Linked DNA regions of Mus musculus: region 2 is linked to region 1. The links are chromatin loops, found by intact Hi-C in ENCODE. Cell type or tissue: left cerebral cortex. All regions are shown on one strand. Links, peaks and the distances in the headings refer to the core of each region. The heading gives the core; the rest is flanking DNA.

What was found. Hi-C counts contacts between places; a loop is a spot of excess contacts. Peaks named below come from ENCODE experiments on the same cell type or tissue, not always from the same donor. Only the 100,000 strongest peaks of a DNase experiment are listed, where the experiment ranks them.
Region 2: it touches region 1 in a loop (2.6-fold over the local background); 23 of 42 quality-filtered maps call a loop at or near these places.

What each region holds. Positions count from the first base shown.
Region 1 is chr12:112,870,559-112,880,422 of GRCm38, forward strand. It overlaps 1700127F24Rik (a long non-coding RNA gene), which reads right to left and starts at 5,268. Exons shown (of 6, transcript XR_873068.2): 1 at 5,055-5,268; 2 at 4,716-4,832; 3 at 4,504-4,604; 4 at 3,586-4,142; 5 at 2,509-2,576; 6 at 968-2,327. In left cerebral cortex, for the core only: CTCF peaks have their summits at 3,169 (motif pointing left) and 5,199 (motif pointing right); DNase peaks (open chromatin) are centred at 3,173, 5,199 and 5,913; H3K4me3 peaks cover 492 bases; H3K27ac peaks cover 558 bases.
Region 2 is chr12:112,935,348-112,945,211 of GRCm38, forward strand. It overlaps Nudt14 (nudix (nucleoside diphosphate linked moiety X)-type motif 14), which reads right to left and starts at 6,795. Exons shown (of 5, transcript NM_025399.4): 1 at 6,644-6,795; 2 at 3,932-3,975; 3 at 3,448-3,512; 4 at 3,009-3,246. The coding sequence starts at 6,724. In left cerebral cortex, for the core only: CTCF peaks have their summits at 3,744 (motif pointing left) and 4,907; DNase peaks (open chromatin) are centred at 2,739, 6,022 and 6,550; H3K4me3 peaks cover 693 bases; H3K27ac peaks cover 613 bases.

The DNA of each region.
Region 1 (9,864 bases), core at 2,482-7,481:
GCGGCCACAAGTCTGGACATGCAGTGTGTTTGCTACAATTCTGTTTTCCATGCCTTATGTTTTTATGACCTCTGCTTTAGCTCATGAGTTATTCAGTCCTGTGCCTGCGGTCTCGAACATCAGGACCAAAGGAACGTGCAGCATGATCACGTGCTCCTTCCGCTCTTCCGCGTTCTGTAGCTGTCCATTCCCAGCCCCTTCTTCCTCTGCCTGTCCATCCCTCTACACACCTGTTCACGCCCCGGCCACGGCCACCGAGTCACTCTCCTAAATCTCTCTCTACTCTGCGCTCCTTCACTCCATCCGCCCACCTATCCCCATCTCTCTAGTTGTACCCAATCCTCAGGCAACCCCAGCGCCTGGAGCCAAACAAGGCCTCCAGTCTCACTCTGCCACTCCTCTGACAAGCGGAGCTGGGCAAAGAGGCTCAGGAGGAAGTTGGAGGTTTCCTAGGCCACCTCCCCGAGCTCCCCGCCCCAGATCGCCTCAGCCAGCGGCTCAGTCTTCCAGACTGTAAGACTTGATTTCCCACGCCCTTTGCCCCAAACTACCCTCCAAGAACAGCAGCAGGAAGAGGGGCAGATCACCCTGAACCACATTGGCTGCACCCAGGGTCCTGACACAGCAGAGTTCATCTGTGGAAGACTTTGCTTCTGAGAAACGGCGGGCTAGGTTTAGGTTTAAGGGTGCTGCCAGGCTGAAGAAAACGAGGCAGGTAGCTGGCAGCACCTCTGGTGAAGAAAAGACCAATTTGACTCCAAGCTAATGCCTGCTGCTGAAGCTTGGAGGCCAGCATGGAGGAGGAGGCAATGGGTATGCTGGTTTCCTACTGGGTATGCTGGTAAATGGCAAATAGCCTGGGGCTCTTCCCTGAGGTCTTTTCTTTTTTTTTTTTTTCTTGCCTTTAAAAAAAAACTTTATTTATTATGCATTGGTGTTTTGCTTGCATATATATCTGTGTGAGGGTGTCAGATCTCCTGGAACTAGAGTCACAGGCAGTTCTGAGCTGCCATGCGGGAGCTAGGACCAGGTTTTCTAAAGGACCCAGGTCCTTTAGAAGAGCAGATGGTGTTCTTAACCGCTGGGGCAGCTCTTTAACTCCCTTTTTCTCTTGTTTAAGAAAGGCCTTGCTGTGCAACCCAGGGCAGGCTTTGAACTGGAAATCTCTCTGCTTCCACTTCCTAGGTGTTGGTATTATAGGCATTTGCCACCATGCAAGGCTAGGATAGTTTCTTGATACAGAGACCCCAGAGACCTCAACCAGAAACGTTCTCAGACTACAGTGACATTCTCCCAAGCCAAGCTGGAGTAATCCAGGCCTCTGGGGCCTGTCACATCTCCTGGCAGGAAAGCAGCTAGAAGTGACTGAATGTCCCCTGGACAGGGAGACGTTCAGTTCCTGTGTCCTAAGCCTCCAGCCCCATCCCTCCAGGGTCACCTCTTGGTCACCTCCCTCGACAAGCCCTACTGTCTAAACAAGGAGGAAGACACATCCCACCCAAAGGAGTGGTGGCCAACTGGTGTGGTTGTCTGAGCATGCTCAATGGGGTCCCTGAAGCTTTCCAGGTCTTTCTGGGGGATGTAGCCTCTCAGAGTTCAGTCCCCAAAGACCCTTAATTGGCTGATACCCACAACCCCTGCTCAGATCCTAGAGCTCTGGTCTCATGTCACCTCTTTCTGGGCTAACCACTGGCCAGCTCTTCTTTGGTCCGGACCTGGCAGCTTCTTAGGCTACCACCATCTCCTGGGAACAAAGGGTTGAACAACCTGGGAACACTCACCACCTGCCTATATATATGTTGTATATATTGATATATATCAATGATGAGAATATATGAGGCTTATAAAAAAGGGGGGCTGTGTTTCTACAAATTGGGGGGATTTAAGCATTTCACACAGGCACAAGATGAAGACAGTGGTGACTGTGTTCCTAGGAGATCAGCTGAGGAGACACTCAGCCCCCAGCTGCCTGCCACCACCCCCATAGCACCCCTTCAGTCTCCCACCCCCCAGCTATGGGGAAAGGGGAGATGTTTGCCATTTATCTCAAATGCATCCTATGAATAACTTTTTTTTAAAAGACAGGATCTCACTATATAGCCCTGGCTATCCCAGAAATCACTGTATAGACCAACCAGATTAGCCTCGAACTCACAGAGATCTACCCACCTCTACCTCCCTAGTCCCGGGACTAAAGCCATGAGCGACCATGTCTGCCTTCTGGGCAACTTTCTATCCACCTTCACCAAATCCTGGGGGGCAAAGATACAAAGAAAACACCAGAGAAGGAAAAGAAGGAGCCCTCCAGCCCAGTAGCTCCTGCGTCCCTAGAGGGGAAGATAAAGAACTGTGAAGACACCATATGTGACTGTCCCTCCCTCATGTGACACCAGAACAGCCATGCCATACTCCTGAGAGGATGTGACTGGGGTATGAGAGGTCACACACCCTGCCTGCCCACCCTCATGTAGGTATGGAGGGGCAGCCTGGGTCACCGTCTCGTCCCACCTTCTTCCTCTCGGGTATCATCTCACAAGGTGCTCCAGGTCTGGTTGAAGTTCAGCCATTCGGCAGCCCTGTACGTGAATGAACACAGCCCTTAGCCAGCTCTTGAACTGACAGCTCCTTGTCCACCAAGCCCTGTTTGTTGGCCCGCGCCCACACCCAGCACTCCCTGGAAGCTCTGCTGATTCAAAGTAACTTCACCTCAGCTTCCTCTAGACACGCAGTCTTCACTGAGACCCCCACCAACACCAGATCGTCGGCCCAGTGGGTGTAAGAGTGACACAGGGGTCTCAGCTTCTCTTGACCCCAACATCACACACTTGAAAGGTGAATCCAAGAGACCCTGCCATGGGCACTCTGAGCTCAGCTCAAGTTCAAGCCTTTGGTGGAAACATTCTGAGTAAACTCTGAACTTTGAAGGAGGAAGGTCTTTCTGGCGCAGTCCAGCCTGATGACCACAATATGCAGGACCTTTCATTAGTTGCTCTCCTAACCAGCCACACCACACCACCTTACCAAGTCTGATAAGCTCTCTCTGTCCTCATTTGTGACCCCATGAGGCTGCTACCCGGAAGAGGTGGTGTAGTGCGGAACGACAGACAGACAGACCTAAGACATAATCTGTTTAGGTTTCCAACAGTGGCCTGGCAGCCTGCCACCTGGTGGCTATGACAGTCCTTGCACATGCTCATAGATTAGCGGAGGGCTCCTTGCCTGGCTCCAGCCCACTTTCCCAAGTCTGCTCGGCCTCAGGATGGGGAGCACAAATGGGTGTGTGTGACACCTGCTCAACCAGCTTCCAAGGCTTGCTTCTGTCCCCAGCACTGTCAGTGCTCTGCTATCAACTCTTCCGTGGGATCACCTCTGAAAGTTCCCACAGTCCTGCGCCCCCACCACACACACACACATGGATAGCGATTTTTCTTGCAGATAAAAAAAAGACTCCCCCAGCCTCCGCCGTTCGGGAGACTTTCCTGCTCATCCGGGATCCTAAAACTTGCTGCTCCTTCTGGCTGGGATCCAGAGTGTATCAACCCCCACGCCCCCAGCCCCTACGCGGCCCTTTGAGCTGGAGCTTACAGGCCAGTCTCTTCTCGCTGGGAATGTCACAATCTGCTCCACGACCTGCTCCACATGCCTCTGGTCCTTGAGCTAGGTTACCCCCCTTCTCCTCCGCCTCCTGGGTAAGCTCTTGGCCGTCCGGCAGCCTAGGGCCAAGAGCCCACTCCCACCCATACCCTACGGAGAGTGGAGCACGCTGGGGCTTGCCCAGGCGTCAGCGGGGGAGTCCACAACCCCTGAGCGAGCCTCAGCAGGTAAAGGGCAGAATTTCGTCTCCGCCTTCGCTGTCTAGAGCGAACCTGAGTGACCCGCTCTGACTTCCTGAGGTTCCCGCACATGCGCGTCTGGCGGACCGCAGCCTGATGTCCAGGCAGAAATGCTAGGAGCGCACCAAGCCTTCGCCTATGTTGTATTTGCAAAATAACCGGGTGAAGTACGGATTGCTATTGTTCTCAATTTGCAGATTCAGAAATCCAGGTGTAATGCATTCTCACCCAGATGCAGCCCTCCCAACATAGAGTTTTGCACAGAAACCAGTTATTCGTGACACTGGAGACTTGATGACTTGCACAGATCTGTGACAAGGGGAGAAGAGGGCAAGACCAAGAAGAGGCGAGATTCCCGATTGATCCCCTCTCTGTCTGTCCCCTCCCTAGGAAAGATGAGCCTCATAAGCACTCAGGTGGAGTAAGACTAAATCTAACTTCTTTACCCCTAACCACTCCATAGGACCAGCCCCGACTCCCTCCCTTCTGGGAACCCAGTTCTGCCTATCAAACCACTGGACTCATAGGGACCCTCTGAGCACATTGCAGGGGAGTTTCAGGAGGCTTCGTTGTGGTCCCAACAACTTCTACCCTGGGCCTGCTGGGCTAGGGAGGGTAAGATCAGGAAGAGATGGGATTCCCCCCACCCCCACCCCAGATGCACACAAACCTCTTTCCTTCTTCTAGGCCAACCTCCTCAGAGTCCCTCACTCACTGAGTAGGGGAATCCATCTCTGCCAAAGATGCCAGGTGAGGGCTACAAAACAGCCACTAGAGAAAGCCAAGAGGGCAGTGAATTGCAGCCACTTTACCAAATGGTTTGTGCCTCTATCTACCAATCTATGCAAAAGGTTTTATTTCCATGTCACGATGGGACAATACCTGATGAATGTGTCATTGTCGCAGTTTCTGGGAGCAAACCACAGGAGCCCCTACGGAGCCACCTCTCCCGAACCTCCTCAGCAGCTGCTCAGTTGCTTTATCATGATGCTCTGGGCTCTGGGAGCAAGAGAGTGTCAGACTAAGTGTAGACAGACAGGCACAGGTGCATGCTCTTATGCATTAGTCACCAAAGCCTTACCCACGTATTCATGTCCCAAACCATATAGATGGCTATAAATGTCTAGTCCCAGAACCCCTATGCTAGGTCACTGTGGGTTTCCCAAGTTTTGTGTCATAGAAAACGGAGTCTAGGACCAAACACCTCAGCCTGACCCACACCTCCTTCAGCATGGTCACCCGAAGGTCCAAGCTGAGTACGTTCTCCCAGACGAGCAGTGATGAGACCAGCTGGCCTCCTCTGGCACGCGGACATAGGCTGGGAAAGCTAGCCTAAAACCTAAGTCAACACTGCGGCCACCAGGGGGCACCCAGCTCCACAGATAAGGTGGGAGACCATGTTCTTGGAGCCAGAGAGGGCTCCGGAGGCAGAGTGTTGGCTGGGACCTCACATCATCATGACGACTCAGGGAGGTAGTATTGTGATGCCATTCTCCCACTGAGGACACGTGCCAGAGAAAGGGACATCATTGGTCCTGACACTTAGGGCTGGAAGACTTGGGCCTCAGAATTTTCCAAGTTTACCCTGAACCAGCTTGTGTCTAGCTTGCGTCCAGCTTGCTGCATGACTCCAGGAATGTTACTTGACCTTGAGGTTGATGGTGGTGTGAGGAAGCAATAATTGGACCCTGGGACCAGGGGTCTATCCTCAGCCAGTACAGGGGCTTCAGGGCTGCTGTTTACAGGCAGGTTCCTATTACTCAGCGGGAGGAGAGTTTGCAAAACTCCATCGACTCCTATAAAGAACCCCTGCTGCCTGATGCAACTGTAGAATGCCCACCTAACAGTGCCCCCTCCCCACTGTGGCCCTACCAGCCCAGAGCCAGTACAACAGGCAGGAATTGGATTGGCAGTGTGGACCCCCTTTGACCCTCCTGCCTAATGCCATCCAGGGCAGCCAGATTGGGCAAGGCCACCGCCTGGATCTGGCAAAAGTTACCGCCTGCCTCCCAGGCAGCTGGAGCTGAGTGCTGGTAGCGCAGTCTTTCCCACGCTCCGTGATGCCAGTCTTGGCACTCCAGCTCCGCCCCACCCTTGCCTTGCTGGGCCCCGGGCACCCGGAATGTGGCTGAAGATTCTGTCCCCCTGGGCCACAGATTCCTGTCTCAGTGGGTGTGGGCGGAGGCCCGCTTTCCGCCCTTTGATCCCGGCCAACTCCAGCTAGCGGGCCACGCCCAAACCCTGCCAGCCCGGCCCAGGCGCAAGATGGAGGCGGGGCTAGTCTCGACTCCCCAGGCTCTCGAACTCTGGCTCCTAGAGTTCTGGCTCTATCTTGGAGTTCTAGCACCAGCAGTGATTGACTCCTTACTACCCAATGTGCAGCCTGATGCCGGTCAGGGCTGCAGCCAGACAAGGAAATCCGAGACTCTTCTAGTACGGTTTCTCTCGTGGTCGCTGTGAGCTGGGTGGTAGTTTGCCTATCTCCAATCTCTCTCAACAACTAATCCTGGGACATGGGATCGACTAGAGGGAAGGAGAGGCACCCTCTAAGCCCAGGAAGACAAGGGCAGCGTCTCAGAACCCAAGGGGATGGGCTAGTTCCGGAGTCCACCAGAGGTGGTCTCCAGAGGTTATGGGAGCTCCTGAGATGCGCAGCCATCTGGAGAGATCACTTGCCTCAGTTTCCCCATTTACTGGATAGAATGACAGTAATGAATATCCTGTTTCCACACTTGTGGTGGTTGGAGTGGGCTTTGGACTTACTCCATCCTTCCAAGTGGCCTCACTACGCTTTTCTAGTCGAGCCACGGAAGCCATCTGGCATTGCTTAGAGCCTTGGAGGACTGAGCCGAGGTGAGCCTCGCTGCTTCTGTGGGCTACCTGCCTCGGGTTGGTGTTGTCACTCCTGGTCAGTCCTTACCGCCAGTGTCTACCTGGCCACCGAGTGCGAGAGTCTTGCCATGTTCGTTCAAGTAGAGCGTCTGCTGCGGAAACTCAGAATAGGAACTCCACGGGGTCCTTTGCCTCCTAGGTTGGGGGTGAGAAGGACACAAGGAAGGAACTCTCAACCCGGGAGAAGGGGTCCTAAAAGGGCCTACTGGGTGTAGGAAGTTTCCCAGGGAACGGAAAAACTATGTGGCAGGACTCCTGAGCCACCCAGGTCCCTCGTGGCCGCTGACTCCCTCGGGACAGAATGGAGTAGGGGGGTGGGACGGGGCCCGCAAGCAGATTCCAGCACGGGGGTCAGACAAGCCCGCGCCTGCGCGCCGCCCGCCGGGTAGGGCGCCCGAGTTGGGGGTAGGGCGGGGAGGAGAGGACCCTGATCGCGACACACCCCCAGCGAAGGCGGGGAGAGACCCAGAGAGGCAGGCGGGAAGCGGACAGCGTGGGGCAGAGAGCAGGGGTGCGGCGGAATGCGCCTTTGTGCGCGCGGTCCTTGAGCTTGTTCTGGCGGGCCCAGCCGACCGCGCTCCAGCGTCCGCCCCCGGCCCGGTGCATACCTGGCGAGGCTGGGGTGCTGTTGGGCGGGGTTCATAGGCTGTCTCAGGTCTGTGCTGCGCCTTTGCTGACTGGAGAGGCAGAGGATCCCTTCAGCAAGGACTGGACCCTGCCAGGAGCCCTTCCGATGGCTGTAACCCTTAAGTCGTGCTCCAGTTCCTAGCCAGTGCAGGCTTGGCACTTAACGTGATGCAATGGACTGACAGACCCTCAGGAAAGTGGCTAGGCTAGCCTAGGGCAAGGCTTCGGAGACTGATCTCCCAAATTATAGGTGTCTAGAGCCAGGTGGCTGCTGCAGCTCATGGCTGCAGAAGGCGACCGACTGGCCAACTGAGATTACTATTGGGTAGAGAATTTAGTGGAGTTTCTCTATAGTTCTGATGGAAGAGGAGCTGGAAGCAGGCTGTAGAGCCCAGGAACTCAGAGGTTCCTGCATGAGGCACAGACTGTGGGGAAGGAGGCCAGTGGTGGGTGCTGGGAGCACCTGAAAGCATGGTGATCGAAGAAGCATATTTTAGGATTGTGTGTTTCATCCCTCATGTGACCACAAACCCTTCTAGAACCTTCATCATTGACTTAAGTCGTACCAACCCTGCTGTAACCTGAGGTGAACATAGCCTCCCTGGGCTTGAGGGCTCAGCTGTAGGAAAACTAGTGGACTGAGCTCCCAGCTGTCCCCTCCTTCACACAAGCCGACCATCGTGTGACCCATCTGCGTGCAGACTCAGGGTTAGCACTGGATGGATCAGTACCCCTCAGAGAGATCCTTTAACAGGAATTATGGGTGACATCGTGGTTATAGTAGGGCACAGAGGAGGGAGAGGCAGGAAGTGCACATGGGGTGTGGCCTCTGGGTTGAGTTAAAAGGCAGAGAGTAGAGAGCGACAAGGGTGGACCAGGAAAAAATGTATGGAATCCTCAGGTGGAGAAATGGGGTACAGGGTGGGGACTGGGCTTTAGCATCATCAGGAGGCAGCTGGGAGCCATGAGAGGTATTTGAACAGAGGAGCAACACTCAAGCGCCCCTTGTAGCCTGACCCTCCCTCTGGTCTTCAGGAGGGACCTTTGTGTAAGGAATTATCCCTGCATGTTGGACATTTCCAGATTCCTACAGTGGTCTCCCACAAGGCTCACTGTCCATGTCACACCAAGCCACTGAAGCCAGTCTCTAGGATAAGGGTTATTTGGTTCCAAGGAAGCCCAGACTGGCTTCAAACTCACTATGAATTCAGGACTGACTCTGAACTCTTGACTCTGCTTTCATCTCCTGAATCCTGAGATTATGGTCAAGTAACATCATTTCCAGCTATAGAGCTTCTTGAAGGTCACCTACTACTGGTGAAGGGTGAATCTATACACACATACACACACACACCCACACACACACACACACACACCCATCACAGATACCCTCTTGGTTTGTTAACTGACTTTGGCATTGATGCTTTGATTTTTTTTTAAGATTTATTTATTTATTTATTATATGCAAGTACACTGTAGTTGTCTTCAGATACGCCAGAAGAGGGCATCAGATCTCATTACAGGTGGTTGTGAGCCACCATGTGGTTGCTGGGATTTGAACTTCGGACCTTCGGAAGAGCAGTCGGGTGCTCTTACCCACTGAGCCATCTCACCAGCCCCGCTTTGATTTTTAAACTTGGATTTCCTGGGAGAATGATGAGCATGGACGTGTCCCTCTGTGCTTCTCTGTTCTGTCGAGCAGCCCACCCTCCTGAACATTGAGTGTCATGGTGGTCGATTCTGTGCACACCCATTCAGCCAGCAGCCATTCACCCACCAGAAGAGCAACAGCTCAGAGCCTGAGGAGTCAGGGTGTTGCTGTCTCCTCCATGAACACTGAGTGTGCTGGTGACAGAGAAGAAAAGGCCCGGGGCCTCAGACCTCTGCAGTTAGAGCTTCTTTCTAGAACCCTGGCCCTTCCATGGCCCTGGTAAGCCTGCATGGAGTGCTCACACTCAGTGCCTCATAGCAGACATATGCGCAGCTGCAACCCTCCAACAGGCAGTGGTGTCCTTCCTGCCATGAGCTGAGGTCTCACGTGTCTTCCTGCCTGACTCTTGGCTAATCTCCCTCTCACGCCTAGTCTTCCACATAGATCTAAACAGATTCGGAACCTGTAATCAATGTGGAAGGCAGAGGCAGGTGTGGCCTGGCTCTGGCCCTCACTGGCTGTGCCAGGCCTGTGCTAGCTAGCATTCAGGGCAAAGGAGAGTTGCTTAGAGAGTTTTGGGGAAGCTGGCTTAACACCACAGCTGTCTCTCTGCCTCCTCCACCTACCTTGGGCCTCTCTCCATCCAGCTGGCCCTATGTGAGCACAGTCCCCATCCATGTTTCCGTGGCCTTCCGGAGAATCTTCCTTACCCTCTGTCCTCAGACCATCCCCTCTTCCTGTACCAATTTTCTCTCCAGTCACCTCCCCTAGAGGCCCTGCTAGGCCTTGGCTCTGGCCCCTACCTTGGTGCTAACAGTGTTTACACCTGAATCACCAGCCCTGCCTCCTCTGACCAGTGAG
Region 2 (9,864 bases), core at 1,752-6,751, 64 kb after region 1:
CAGTGGCTAGGCTCATCATCAAACTGTCAAGATAAATATGACATCTGACACTTAGGGGAACACACAAATGCAGAGGCACCTTACATATATATATCTTCGACCTAGGACCTGTTTGGCTAGCTGACTGAATTCATCCCGAGAGAGATACATGGGTAGGCCTGGCCTAATCAGGTGAGCTCACAAGACAGCTTCATGCTCACAATCTAAAGAGCTCTGGCACTCTCTGCTAGCACAGAGACCAGACAAGCTGCTGTGTTGTAAAAAGACGTGTGGCAAGGACCTGCAGGCATTGCTAAGATCTGAAAGTGGCTATCAGCTAGTCAGGAAGTGGCCTCTATCCCATAGCCACAAGGACCTGCTACCTTTGCACCTGGATAGATTGTGGATGTGGCAGGTGTCTCTGAATGCAGCTTATGAGACCCTACATGGAAGATCAGGGACCTTGGACACAGACTGTGCATATACAGAAGCCATGAGGTCACAAGCAAGTGGTATTAGAATCTGTGATAGGCCCTACGGATCTGTTAGGCCCCTGCCCATGTCTCCTGAGTCCAACCAGGGCCTCTGACTTCCATAAGTGCTAAGCCCAAGCCAGTTCTATCCATATCAGGCCTTCTGATTGCCTGGGGAGCCATGGACTGGATGTGGTGGTGGAGGTAGGGAATCTCACAGCAGGGCAGTTCACGGAGGCAGGAACAAGCTGGAAATACTCAAAGCCTCCCAACTCCCATCCCAAACTGACCAGGCCCAGCTATCTCTTTATCCCCACAGACCCCTACCGGATAACCCATTTTTCTAGTAGTCATGGCTATACCTGTCATAGAAATCAGTGCCCGGCCTCAGTTTCCCTAGCTTATAAGGGAGACAGCTCCAGCATGTGGTCTGGTCAGGCTAGACGCTCCCTCCAGCCTAGGCTGGTTCTAATCTCATTTATATCACAAGGTAACAATAGGCACCGGGCTTCCCTGGGCCTAGCCATCTATGGCTTACCTCTGGGGCCTCGGGCAGGGAAGTGTTAGTGGGTAGTCTCTGGTCTGTCCAGTCCCCATAAGGGCGACAGGGACAGGTGGTCTGATGTCATTCAGCCTTACCCTCAATCATGCTTCCACACAGCCAAACCCTCCTCCTCCTCAAAGTATAAACATGAGTAGGATGTTCAATGTTCCAAACACTCACCGCTCTCTAGCATCTTCTTCAGTCAGGACACAGCCAGAGGCCCTGCCTATGAGACTTCTCAAATGTCAGCCAGACGTACACAGACACACACACACAGACACCACAGAGACACACACACACAGAGACACACACACAGACAGACACCACAGAGACACACACAGACACCAGAGACACACACATAGACACACACACAGACACCACACAGACACACACATACAGACACACACAGAGACACACACACACAGACACATACACACATACAAACACAAAGACATACACAGACACGTACACAGACACACACACATAAAGACACACAGAGACACCACAGAGAGAGAGACACACACACACACAAGACACATATACACAAACACAGAGACAGACACCACAGAGACACATACACACAGAGACACACACACAGACAGGCACCACAGAGACACACACAGACACCACAGAGAAACACACATAGACACACACACACAGATACCACAGAGACACACACAGAGACACACACACAGAGAGACACATACACACATACAAACACAAAGACATACACAGACACGTACACAGACACGTACACACACAGAGACACCACAGAGACACACACACACAGAGACACAAACATAGATACACACAGAGACACCACAGAGACACACACAGACACACACATAAGACACATACATACACACACAGAGACAGACACCACAGAGACACACACAGACACACACACACACAGACACACACACACAGACACATACACACATACAAACACAAAGACATACACAGACATGTACACAGACACACACACAGACACACACACACACACACAAGACACATACATACACACACAGAGACAGACACCACAGAGACACACACAGACACACACACACAGAGACACATACACACACAAGACACATATACACACACACACAGACAGACACCACAGAGACACACACAAACTTTCCTCCTGCCCTCTGTCCCTGTCTGTCCCCCACACAGGCCACACTCTTATCATGGTCAGGTTTCTTAGATTCCCCTGGCCCTAAACACTCCATGTTGGAAGTTGAAGGATTTAGGCATCCCTGGCTGTCCACATGGAGGATACAGCATAGGGTACAGGCCAGCCCTTCAGAAGTAAGATAATGAACACCCTGGATCCAACATGGCCCAATCATAGCCTGGTGTTACAGAGTGAGGTCAGCAGGGATGGAGGCAGGAGGGCCCTGGCTGTGTTGAGTGTGCTAGGAGAGAGGTGGCGGGGACTCTGGTCCCTCTTGGTTTTGGGGGGTGGGGGGTGGTCAGAAGTACACAGCCTTGTTGGGGGTGGGGGGTGATGGGCACCATAGGACCTTCTTTCTGCCCTCAGACCTCAGCAGGGGTCAGGAATCCACACAACATCCTGAGGCAAGGGGTGGCTTCGCATCTGAGGACCGCAGCCCTGGTTGGCTGCCTGAGGGAGGCATGAGTGGCTGGTACCTGGGCTTCAGTAGGGGTAGCCCCTCCTTCTCCTCCTCCCCAGGACTTGTCCTTCCCTCATTCCTGAGAACAGAGCTGTGACTCACCCCACCCCCAGCGCCCGGTGCTTAATCCCACAGGAAGTGGGGCATCTGTCGACAGCAGCTGCCACCCGGAGCCCAACCCCACGTGGCTGGGGCTGCAGGGTAGGGGCACAGGGTTAGCACACTCTAGAACCAGCCCAAACGCCCCGGGTCTGGCCCAGCCTAGGAGCTGAGGCATGGTCCACCAAGCCTCTTCCAGCCTCATGCCTGTACACCCTCTGGGGCCGGGTTCTCACCCACTCCCTGGTAGCATTCCGCCCTGCCAAGCCTCCTTACATGTATGTGGCAACTCTGCGCAGATCGGTGGGGACCAGGCGATAGCCGCACTCTTCCCAAGCCTCCTTGCAGGCTGCCTCTTCCAGTGAGAGCCCAGGCTGGTCCACAATACCGGCACAGAGTTCCACCATCACTCCCGCTGAGCCAGGCAGTGCTTGCTGAAGTTCTTGGGGCTGGTCCTGGTTCACAGCTGTCAGGGACCCTGGGAAGTGACGCTCTACCTCGCCTGCATATACAGCTGGTATGGGGTGTGGGGGGGGGGGAGCACAGCCACATGGTGGTCACCTCAGAGTAATCTATTCTGAGCCAGGCATCTCTTGCTGGACCTCAGTTTCCCCTGTAGCCACCACTGCACCAGTATCCAGACCCTCACGATCAAGGGCCTAAAAGCACGCTACAATTCCCCAGCCCCGATTCTTGTCCGCCCAGCTGGACTCACCTGGCCGGAACTGTTTCACCAACACCAGGCTTCTCCGAGAAGAGTTGAACATGAGAATAGTCACACTGTGTGGGGAAACACACTCAGTAAAGACACACAGCCCTCTCCCCGGAGCCCTGGTTCCCATCCTCCTAGTCTCTCTCTTTCATTGACAAGCCTTGCTCAGACGGGAAGACCACACAGTCAGGCTAGGGCCCGGACCTTATGTTCCAGCTTACAGGATAGGGGCAGGGGAGGCAACATATTGGGCAGCTGGGGAAGTGGAGGCCCCTGCTGGCCAGTTTCCCAACTGTCACACCCCTATGCTCTGCATCCTGAGGAGTAAGATCAGATCTTACCAGGAGCCTGCCACCAGGGGCCTGGTGTCCCCAGCTACTAGCCACCAGGCCTCAGGGACATAAGAACCAGAGACTGGGTTGAGGTGGGAAGTGTCTGAGGAGCAGAAACTGGGGAGTTCCCCAGTGGCCAGGCCAGCCCCTCTCACCTGTCATGTGTCTTCATAAAGTCCCAGGACTTCTGGACACCGTCCTAAAAGAGACAGGGCAGCAATCAGGAAGGGTGAGCCGCTGCCAGCAACAGATGGAGGTGCACGGACCAGACAGACCCATTGTAGCAGCTCCCGGCAGGGAGGCCTGCTACCTGCCTACGCCCTTCAGGAATGGGGACTTGTAGCAGGTGGAGGTGGAGGAGATTGCCCGGGAGGTCAGGATAGCCTGATGTTCTGGGAAGGGTAAGGCAGAAAACCCGGGCAAAGGGCAGGAAAGGCATTTCATGAGGACAAAGGACTACAGAGACCTGTGCGGCCCGCCACCAAGTGTGGGAAGGAGCTACAAGGATAACAGGGAGAGCAGATGTGATGCCCTTAGGCAGGGCAGGGAGGATTCCAGGCGGGCAGAGCAGAAGTCACATATTCAAGGCCCAAGCTTCTGTGGGCCACTGGACAGCTTACACTTGCAGTTGTGGATCTGCGCATGTCAGATGGACGGTAAGTACTTGCCCCGCCCTGTTTCAGGCTCATGCTATCTCTTACACATCCCCTAGTCCTGCCACTCCTGTACATAGGGTAGCACTCAAGAAATAGCTAAGGTGGGCCCTGCAGTATTGGGGATGTCATCGATGCTTTCTATACAAGGTTAGGTTAAGATGGGGATCCCACAGTCCCCACCATCCAAATGCCACTTGGAAAGACCGGCTGTCTCTGGGGACTGGAGCCAGCAGAGACATTCCTCCCTGAAGGGTCTCTGCAGGTGGGGCTGGACCTATCCATCCCTACCCCTACCTGCTTAGTCCACCTCTGGGTCATTCATGAGCACAGCCCAGCTCACCACAGATGCAGGGGCTCCAAACAATCTGCATAAAAAGGCAGGGGCCTGGGTCCCAGAGACAGTGTGTTGCCAGGCAACAAAGAGGGAGGACACTGAGGAGAGAGCCACAGGGCTTCCTCAGGAGGAAAAGGGTACTGCTGTCAATGACAGGAGAGTCTCACAGAAAGATTGACTTGAGACTGCAGGCAGAGATATCCTGAGAGGGTAGCAGCAGCCTGGTTTCTAGGGGGAGAAGAGAGCCAATGTCCTGGGCAGGGCAGGCTGCCCAGGAGGCCGTTGAAGCACCACCTCGAGAGGCGAGCCCAGGCCTGCCCGATATCCAGCCACCTAGGCAGGCTCCAAAGAAGGCTGCCTGCCCAGGCTGCAGTGAGCCTGTCTTGCCTACCCCAACAGCTTTCCTTCAGGGAGGTCACCCTAGGTGACTTACAAGGACCCTCTTGACTCAGGATCAAACACTTTGTCAGAGCTGTGGGTAGTAGGGCCAGAGATGCTGACATGGGCCTTGGGAGGGAGAGACAGTTCTAGAATGTAGCAGTGGGCACATTCTATACAGGGCCACTGCTGCTTTGGGGCAGTTAAAGGCTGCAGACCCCTACCATGGCAAACCCAGCCCAGCCCAGTATCCTTCAGTTCCCGAGGAAATGCTGCCTACCCTCCACCCCAACCCCCACCCCCCTCCCAGCTATGACTATGGCTATGGCGGGCCGCTGCCTGCTCAACTGAGCTCTGGTTACCAATGCCATCAGCGGAAATGTGCTGGTGGGATGCCAGCCAAAGCTGTAAAGCCACCCCACAGCACTTCCCAGGAAGTGAGGGCGAACGAACCAGCCTGGACCGTCCACAGCCCACCAGAACCCCAGGTCCTGGGTATGAAAGAGCCACATGGCTACCCCATGTCACCAGCCGAGGAAAGGGAAAAGAAGTGTGATCCCCCACACACACCCCGTGTCTCTACCCTTTGTTCCTCAACTGAACCCAGTTGCTCCCTCAAGCCTGTATTACCTCACTGCACTCTGGGAGAAGAATTCCCTAGCCTAGTGGGTAGGTGGAAAGGACCTCCACACAGCAGACACACCAGAGGCAAGGGAATTTGCAGGCTGGAGGCCACAACACTGGTGAGAGAAATGGAGTGGGAGAGCTGGGCAAACGCCAAGCCCTGGGCGGTCTGATCTAAGCTGAAACCCAGTCAGGGCTACATTGATCAGGTCAGGAAAATTGTGTATCAGACAGCATAGAGAATGGAAATGGGCAACGTGCCAGGGGCCTACTAGACAGGGCCATGCAGGGTAGAGGAGAAGGAAGACCATGGGGTAAGACGAAAGAGAAGAGGCAGCAAGTAGGTTCAACAAATGTTTTCTGTGTGCCTACTAGGTGCCCAACGGTGTCATGTGAGATAGCTATGTATGGCCCTGTTGTTCTGGGAGACAGACACCTGGGAGCTGCGAAAGACTGAGTTGAAGAGGTTTCTTCGTGACAGCAGACTTTCTGTTAAGGCTTGAAGGAGGAGCTAGAAAGAAGGCGCAAGGAGGGTATCTGCAATTGTGGGGTTCCCCAAGAGTTCTTCCTGCCCTGATCCAAGAGTTTTCCTGCCCTGATACCCAGAGTAATCAATGGGTCTAACTGCATAAAAGTATCGATGGGCGGTCAGAAATGGAGGGCCAGTCAAATCTTCCTCAGGAAAGAGCGATTCTCTTTGCATGTCCTTCCTTGGCCATTCCGGGTTGACCGACTGGCCGTCAGGACTGCAGGAGGGCGGAGCTCAAGCTCTGAGAATCCGCTCAGGGCGGAGTCGTGAGCTCGGGGGGCGGGGCCGGGGCCGCAACGCGGGGGGCGGGGGGAGAGCGCGGAGACACGCGAGTGGGGCGGATCACCTGGCGGTAGTGCAGCGTGAAAGGCCGCAGGTAGGGCGAATGGGCACAGAGGCCCACGGCCACCCCGTCGATGCGCTCCATGGTGGCGCAGAGCAGATTCTTCCGCGGATCGAAGCCGGCGGGCGCGTCTACGCACTTCTGGGCATGCCCAGTTCACACGCGGGGCGGGCCGGGGGGCGGGGCGGAGGGCGGGCCACAGAGTCCAGGTAGCACCTGCGGGAGTGCTGCGCGCGAGGGAGGCGCTTTCAGACAAGTCCCCAAGCCAGCATAAAGGGGAAGCGAACTGAGTAGGGTGGAGAGGGCTTCGTAGTATATGAAGCCTCCAACGGGTGGAAATCAGAGGGGATCACCGGGGTAGGTCAGCTGAGCGGGAGTCTGTTTGGCCGGGGTTAGCAACAAACTCACCCCCTTCCCAAGTCTGGGGAGCCAGGGCCCCCACTGAAGCGTACAGAAGGGGAGAATAGAAGACAAATCTGAAGAGAAAAGGCTGGTGAAGGAAGGCCCCGGGAAGAGCACTAGCCACACAGAGGCTGACCTGACCCTGTTTGAGAGAAAGTGCGACTTCCTGTCTCTGTTCTTCACAAAGGCCATGTTGCTGCACACATTTCACAACAGCTGTTCAGGGCCCCAGATCTGCTCCATCACTATGTCAATCCAGATGCATCCAAAGTTCCAGGCCACTCTAGATTCAAGGAGAGAGGACTTCACTATATGGGACACATGGTTCACAGAGAGCCATTCTTAAAGACTACACACACACACACACACACACACACACATACACACACACACACACACACATCCCTCTCCTAAAGTACTGAACTTTCCAGGCTTTGGCCTGGCCACCTAGTGTCCTGGAGGTCAGAGTGACTATCAACCAAGAGCTCCTCTAGTCCCCGAAACCAAAGCCCTCAGGTGTCTTCCTTTATTTCAGAGGCCTCCTGGCAGACTTTCTCCCTAGAGTGTGTGTAGACAATAGGGACCAGTCACAGAGTTCTCACTGCTATAACCAGTAGTTCAGGCAAAGGAAGATGTTAAAGGGCCCAGTGTCACTGGCCGGGGGCTACCTGTGCTCACTGGGCCTGCCTGAGAGGAAAACAGAAAGCCCCCACAACTCTACAGATCATTGTAGGGGGAAAGTCACATTTGAATGTTAGTATAAACTGAGGTGAGTAGAGTTTCTGGGATCCCTGGGCCACAGGAAAGGGCTACCTGTGTGCAGGAGCAAGAAATATGTCTGTCCAAGGGGCTTTGGCCAGGGCCCAGAGTGGTACTGTTAGATAGCTGATCATTGTCCCCATGGGAGCAATGCAGGAGCCTGGATGGAGAGGGGTTTGTCAAAAGTGGGTGGGGTGAGGTGGGAAGGCACCATGCTGCCAATGCCCAAGACTTAGAGAAACCATCTCTGTGTTCGGCAAGCCGTTTCCTGGAGTTCCAAAGACCCCGTTGAACACATGTCCAGGACAGTGCAGACATCATGAGACACGAGGCCACAAGTCAGCGTTATTACATCTGCTGTCTTTCAGCAAGACAAACTTCTATAGAGTCAGTTCAGGATGCTGGGACTCCAACACAAGGTCCCTGGCTGGGATTTGGGTGTCTCCAGACTTGTCTCTCAGATCCTAGAAAGTCCCACTCTGGCATGTGGTCTATCCCCTACCTTCAAAACATTGTTGGCTCCCTGCTCTCTGACATTCTGCTGGTGGTCTCTGGACTCTGCCTCCATCCTTTCAGGACAATATGATCACATCTGGGGGCCCTCATAACTAGGGCCACCCTCACCTCAGGCTCCTTAAGCAGTCACACCTACATTTCTCTCTGCCTCTTTGGGCCCCATGTGAACACAAAGCAGGCACACAGTAGGGCAGGTCCTATACCCAGAGAGCTGTTGGGCACAGATGGTCTGACCTCTGCTGGCTCAGGGATAGAAAATGCTTTTGGGCGGTGCCCAGGGTCTGGGTGTGTCTAGATGGGTGCTGGGTTCTGCCAAGGTTCTGTGTTTTTCTAGTGGGGTGACAGGAAGTAGGTCCGGGGACTTAAGGATACTGTACAACATGAGGATCCCAAGGCACAGGGTGGCTGGAAGGACTGAGTCAAGACTAGGAGACCAGGGAACTATGGAACACAAAGGCCTCTTATTTTTTGTAAACTGAGGCCTTGCCCCTGTTCTCCTGTGTCAGCTGTGGCAGAGCAGACTCATCTGTAAGAAGCCGCTACCCTCAGCTCTGTCCATACCACCCCATTCCAAACAACAATCAGACAAGCACAATCGCTTGAGTGTGCATGTACAGTGGTGACCGGCTTGGATCGGCTTCCTCCAGCACCAGGAGGTTGCTTTGCTGTCTGTCTCCAAGGGCTACTTCCACCAACCTGTAGGCCACTGAAGCCTTTATGGGACCTCACTTCTGTCTGCCTCCCTCGTGCTGGACAAGGGCCTGAGTGCTGTGTTGGCTGGACCTTCCAAGTGTCTGTGTGTTTGCTTGGGGGTGGCTGGGCTAGAGTTGCCAAGGAGTTGAGGATGCAAGGCCAAAGTCAAAATGACTTCCAGGATGGAGAGAGGTGGACTAGTGCTGGCCCCAGTTGGGTGGGTGGGGCTAAGGCTGGTAAAGTTCTTTACAAGTCTATCTTTTTCTGCGTTTGAATTTTTTACAAAACAGATCCCACCCACATGACCTCCTGTTTTCTCAGTCTTCTCGGGGGTCTGGAACTCCTAACCCATCACCAGCCTCTCACGTGCTAGGATAACAGTTCTGAGCCACCACACTGGATGCAGGACAGATGTGTTTGCTGCTTGGTGATGCACGCCTGTGGACCTGTATTCAGTCTTTGGACCCACATAAAAGTGGGAGAAGTGACTCTAAAAGTTGTCCTCTGACCCCCCCCCCAGAGGCTGCGTGACACCACCCCACCCCCACCATCACACACATACCTGTGCATATGAACATGCCTGCCCCTCCTAGTTGCTGGTGCCTTCCTATATTCTGTCTACCTTGTTTATCTTCCCTCCCTCCCCAAGAGCTGCTGAGATTATAGATTTGTACATACCCTGGCTTCTGTGTGGGTGCTGGGGACTGAATGCAGACCCTCAGGCCTGTGTAGGGAGCACTTTACCCACTGAGCCATCTCTTCAACCCCTCAGACATGTTTTCAAGAAGAATGGATCCCTTTCTACGAGCCTTGGCCTCCGCCGTCCTGAGCACGCCTCAGGCATGCATGTGTAC